Regions from separate parts of the Mus musculus genome. Here region 1 is linked to region 2. A link is a loop called in an ENCODE intact Hi-C map of the cell type or tissue named here. Cell type or tissue: heart. All regions are shown on one strand. Each heading gives the region's core, and the rest is flanking DNA. Links, peaks and the distances in the headings are about the cores only. Region 1 has its middle 5.4 kb from the start of Ahrr. Region 2 overlaps Ahrr (aryl-hydrocarbon receptor repressor).

What was found. Peaks named below come from ENCODE experiments on the same cell type or tissue, not always from the same donor. Only the 100,000 strongest peaks of a DNase experiment are listed, where the experiment ranks them.
Region 1: it touches region 2 in a loop (2.1-fold over the local background); 2 of 42 quality-filtered maps call a loop at or near these places.

The regions. Positions count from the first base shown.
Region 1 is chr13:74,296,307-74,299,221 of GRCm38, forward strand. No RefSeq gene overlaps it. Among named protein-coding and RNA genes, the nearest start is that of Ahrr, 5.4 kb to the left of the region's middle. In heart, for the core only: no CTCF peak of the experiment used is centred there; no DNase peak of the experiment used is centred there.
Region 2 is chr13:74,244,111-74,247,025 of GRCm38, forward strand. All of the region lies in intron 4 of Ahrr (aryl-hydrocarbon receptor repressor), which reads right to left. Among named protein-coding and RNA genes, the nearest start is that of Exoc3, 37 kb to the left of the region's middle. In heart, for the core only: no CTCF peak of the experiment used is centred there; a DNase peak (open chromatin) is centred at 1,611; H3K4me3 peaks cover 285 bases; H3K27ac peaks cover 427 bases.

The DNA of each region.
Region 1 (2,915 bases), core at 222-2,721, 52 kb after region 2:
CTACCTACCTCTTGTTTTCTTAGAATGCTGTTTCCAAGGCTGAATGTCCCCCCTTCACAAACTTTTTCTGTCTTTACTGCTTTTAGTGTAAAAGCTCCCTAGCAAGGCCTTGTGAGCTTTATGCTTTGCCCCCCCTCCCCCGGCAGAACCTTACGTACTTCATCCCAATGCTGATGACTGTATATTATAGGCACAACACAGAGGAGGGAAGCCAGAGGTGGAAGGGTCACGTTGGAGGTGCAAACAAGCATGCCAGTTTTCTGTGATTTGTTTCCTTTCGCAGGCACTGACTAAGCAGTGACTCTTTGCTTATTTTTCTGAGTCAGTCTTTATCCTCTCACATCTCAGAGCTCTCCAAGTGCTTCTCAGTGAATCGCCATGATCCACCATGGACCGTGTCTTAGCCTCACCCGTTGGAGGGAGCATTTCCTTCAATGCTCACCCTGATTCTTAGCTATCTAAACTCTCCAGCTGCTCTGTTATCTGGATCATAGGGTTTTCTTTTTCTGATTTTCTCACTGAATTTTTCTGGTGTATACTCTCCAGAAGTTACCTAGCTAAAAAGTAACTGGAAAGTCTAGGGTTCATCTGACCACCTGCTGGCAAAGACACGGTCCCAGAGTAGAAAACAATTTCCTTGCATAGACCTTAGAGTAGATGTGGTGTCGATGCTGGGAGGATACATCTGTTCCAAGTCTTGGTCTCCTGTGACCTCTTGGAAGCCTTGGGAGTTTTCCTGCCCTAGGGATGGAAGTGCCCTAGTGTGATAAGTTTCTATAAGCTGTACAGGGCACTCTGTTGGCCCATCTAAACCAGTTTCTCACTGAGTTCTGGAGAAAGAAAAAAAAACCTTTTTAGCCCATTCCCCTCAGATATTTTTCTACATTTATAGCTACTTCCTAGTCTGTGACTCTAGAGATGATTCTGTTCCAAGGATCACCATCTTTGTCCATCTCTCTGAGATAACAACTATAGGTTAAATGGGCTTTAAGGTGTCTTTTCAGTTCCCAAATTACCTCTTCTACAAGTGTACGTTAAACTTGACCAACTTGGAAAGGTAGTGGGTGTCAGTGAGGCTTGCACCGTGGTTAAAGGTGTTGAGACTAAGCAATATGGAGTAGTGTATAACTCCCCACAAGAGGGTCCTAACAATCCATCTTATGTGGAGCTAGAGAAGTATCATCCTGAGTAAGGTAACCCAGACTCAAAAGGACATACATGGTATGTACTCACTTATAAGTAGATATTAGTCATAAAGTACAGGATACCCACAATATCCACAGACCCAAACAAGCTAAACAAGAAGAAGAAGGAAGGCCCAAGTGAGGATGCTTGAATCTCACTTAGAATAAAATAGTCATAAGCAGCAGATGGAGAGAGGGGACTGGATGAGAGGGGATGGCGAGGGGAATGGAGGGGTCAGGATCAGGTGTGGGGAGAGACATGAGAGAGGGCCAGAGGGACAGGAGAATGAATATAAATCTGTAGTAGGTGGGGGAGGGGCATGGGAGGCATCTCTAAGACATGTCAGAGACCTGGCATGGGGGGTAGTTTCCAGTAGTCAATGCAGGTGACCTTAGCTGAGATGCATAGAAGTAGGGATATGGAACCTGGAGAGGCCACTTCCTGTAGCCAGGCAGGACTCCCATTGGAGGGATAAGACTACCAAATCCACCCACAAAATTTTCAACCCAAAATTTGTCCTGCTTACAAATACTAGGTGGACAAAGATGGAGTGGAGTCTGAGGGAATGGCCAACCAATAACCATCCCAACTTGAGACTCATCCCATGGACAGGTACCAGTCCCTGATACTATTAAATGATACCGTGTTATTCTTGCAGACAGGAGCCTAGCAAACTGTCCTTTGAGAGGCCCCACCCAGCAGATGACTGAAACAGATTCTCAGACCCACAGCCTAACATTGGACGGGGTTCAGGGAGTCTTATGGGAGAGTTGGAGGAATGATTAAAGACTCTGAAGCAGATAGGAACTCCACAGGATGACCAACAGAGTCTACTAACCTGGTCTCTTGGGGGCTCTCAGAGACTGAGTCACAAACCAAAGAGCATACACAGGCTGGGCTAAGGCCCTTAGCACATATGTAGCAAAGTACAGCTCAGCCTTCATGTGGGTCCCCCCAGATGAACAACTGGAGCAGGGGCTGTCCCTAAAGCTATTGCCTGTCTGTAGAATTTGTTTCCCTAACAGGGTTGCCTTGTCTGGTGTCATCTGGAGAGGATACAACTAGCCCTGCAGAGACTTGACACACCAGGGAGTGGGAATATGAAGGGGGACTTCCACTTTCTCACAGGAGAAGGGGTTGGGAGTGGGAAGAGAGATTGTGTGAAAGGGGACCGTGGTGGGGTCAGTGATTTGGGTATAAAATGAATGAATGAATGAATGAATGAATAAATAAATAAATAAATAAATAGGAAAAGAGAATTTGTGATTGAATAGGCTTGGCCCAGGGAGTGGCACCCTATTAGGAGGTGTGGCCTTGCTGGAGTAGGTGTATCACTGTGGATGTGGGCTTAAGATTCTCATCCTAGCTGCCTGAAAATCAGTCTTCCACTAGCAGCCGTCAGATGAAGATGTAGAACTCTCAGCTCCTCTTGTACCATGCCTGCCTAGATGCTGCCGTGTTTCCACCTTGATGAAATGGACTGACCCACTGAATTTGTAAAGCAGCCCCAATTAAATGTTGTCCTTATAAGAGTTGCCTTGGTCATGGTGTCTGTTCACAGCAGTAAACCCTAAGACAGACTCCATCCTATGAAAGTGAAGTCTAGTTTGTCGTGGAGTAACCGAGTACTTGAGATGCCAGAAATATGGAAGGAAAGCTGTAGGTCAGTGTGTGCCACAGGCAACAGATCTAGAAGCACGGGGCTACCCAAAGCTCCTAGAGCACAAATG
Region 2 (2,915 bases), core at 276-2,775:
ATGACTAGCATGCTTTTCACAAAGGGGCATCTAGTACTTTTGACCCACATCTCTAGTGTGCTGATATGAGATCCCAGAGTTTTTGTTCTGCCTACATTTGACCTCAGTGAGGAATATGTCCAAGTTTGATAGACCCTGTATCACTCCCACCTACTGTCTAGCTGGATCTGGGCACAGCTAGAGTGGGTGAGGGCAGAGCTGAGGCTATGGAAGGGTGGAAATCTGAAGCCAGCATGGTTAGGGTAGGCTTGGTAAGCTTGCCCTAGGCTAGTGCTCAGTTCCTAGAGCTATCATTTCCATCTGGTCCATACCTTAGAAACAGTCCATTCTGTCCAGAATTTGGGAGACCAAAATCACCATAATTTGCATTGTTAGCTATTATTCATCACCCAACCCATAGGCTTGCTGCAGCCTCCTATCCAGACAGACATGGGAGAAATGCACTGGGAAGTGCACTGAGAGGTGGTTAGAGACTAAGGCGTCATACTGCATGAGAACTTAGGCTATTATGTGAGAACAAAACCAACAGGGCAACAAGTAGGTGAACTATGAAGGGGAATGCCCTCACCTCTGATAGAATGGCTATTCTAGGCAGCTATCATGGTGTTGGGCACCCCCCTCTCTCTTAGGTGAGTGGCAGATGTGTAGCAGGCTAAGCCAGAGCATATGTCCTTAGTATTGAGCCCACTGGACAAAGACGTAGCTCAGTTGTGCTCTCCAGATCCTGCAACAGCTTTTCCCAGCTCAGTGCTTGCCACGTACTCATGATAGCCTACTAATAATAGTTCAAAGACCAAAGAAAATTTCAAGACTTGAGTATATAAAATGTCTTCTTAAAAAAGATTTTATGAGATTAGTCACAAGCAAAAACAATCTTAATTTTAACTCACAAGGCAGAATTTTTTTTAAGACTATAAAATGCTGTTTGTGGGATCATATGGATTCAATATCAGATTGACTTTCTGGTCCAGAATTGTCATGCCAAATTCTTTTACACATGTGGAACCATCTTTCAAATATGCATCATGAATTTTTTTCTTTTCTTTCTCTTTTTATCCCTACAAGTTTTTTTTTTTTCAAGCAAAGCAAAACAAAAAAACCTACGGTACATGGAAAATGAGATCACTTTTCCAAGTGGAAAAACGGATTTAGCCCTAAGGTTAAAGTCTGCGTTTTTTAAGGGGAAAAAAAGTCGTCCATGTTTAATGTAAAAGTCACAGCACGAAGCACCTGCCACAAGGTACAGGCAACGGTCAGTGGCCTGATGGCACCTCTGCTCTGTCTTGGCATTCCTCCCACCCTCTGCACACAGAGAGGCCAGCACTTTGAGAAGTTGTACTTCCTTTGGCGAACTCTGGCTATCTTGATTTCTTCCAGTCCCATGGCAGGAAAATAGCCAACAAGTACTTCAAAGATTATTTTTGTCAAGGTCACAGCAGAGGAAAAAAGAAAAACAAAACAAAACAAAACAAAAAAAAAAGGAGGGAAAAGGGAACAATTCTCAACAGCTTCTCTCATGTCTCCCCCTTGGCATTAGGGGAAGTTGGAGCGAGTCGTTCCCTCTGGGAGTTGTTGCCATGGTTACTGCACAGCAACAGGCCCTAGTCACGCGAGCAGCACTGGGCAGGCATTGGGGCAGCTGGCTGAGCTTCCTGGAGCCAGATCACTCGCAGGGGCTGTGGCATGGAACTTGCGTGCGTGCGAGCACTGTTCTAGCCGGGGGAGTGGAATAAATGGCTGTTTATAGATCCCACAAATAGTAAACGCAGCCTTGAATTTCTTCCATGAAGCAGCTAGGGCACTTGAAAGCAGTTCCTGAGAGACCATACTAACTAACTGTGGCTGCAGAGACAGCAGGTGTGGACAGCGCTGGAAGCACCGCACTCATTTCATTGTCAGCCATCCCTTGGGCTCTGTTCTGTCCTACTGGTGGAAAGGTCTACAGCTAACCTAGAGCAGGTTAGAAGCTGAGTGAGCAGTGTAAGTGGCACAGACTATCACCTTCATCAGCCCAGCCAATAGAGGACAGGCTCTAATCGTGGTCCTCAGCTTCAAGCATGGCTCTCCCAGATCCTGGCAGGTCTGCCCCACTCTCCTGGTCCTTTTCTTACCACGTTCCCTTTTTCTGTACCCTGGAGTTTCTTAGTGTTGGTTGGAAGACTCTGAAATTTTATATTTTCAGTTTTTAGCCATGGACTCCTATCTGTACCAAGAAGCTAAGTAGGTAGGAGAAAGGGGATTCTTATCCTTCTGGCTCTAACCCTCAGTCTTCTTCATAGTGACCAGTACATGGTCACTTACATGGAACATGAGTCAAACGTCAGTTCTGCCTACAAGGCCCCAGGAAGACATCCTAACTGGGAAGGTGGGTTTTTGACATCTTTCTTCAGAAGAACAACTCCAAAATAGTTTTCTCCAAATTACTACACTAGAAGTACTGGAGGTACTTGGAGTCTATCTATGAACCTCCTTTCAGGAGTCTGAAGGGTCTGTGGTAGCTTATCTAAAAGTTACAGAACATACTGGTGCAGCTCAGAGAACTTCTGCCTGGTGCATGGCTGTGACTCCCTGACATATACAGTTATGCCACAACTGTTTCTGTATTACATTGTGAGGCAGAGTGGACAGAGGACAGCTAAAACCTGGCAGGCAGCCATGGGTTCTGCAGGACTCTCCCTTTCAAGGAGTTTGTGAGATTCCCTTCATCTGAGTATGTATTTCAGTAAATCTTTCTTTTTACAAACCACTTGCAACCAGAGGACTTTTGCTATGCCAGTTCAAGGACCCATGGCAGTCTTGGTCCTGATATCCAAAGTCTCCTACCCAGAAAGTCTCCCAGACTGCACTCATTATCTTCATTTGTGCAAACCTCCTTTAAACACGAAAATATAACATGCACCTTCAGTTCAGTCATA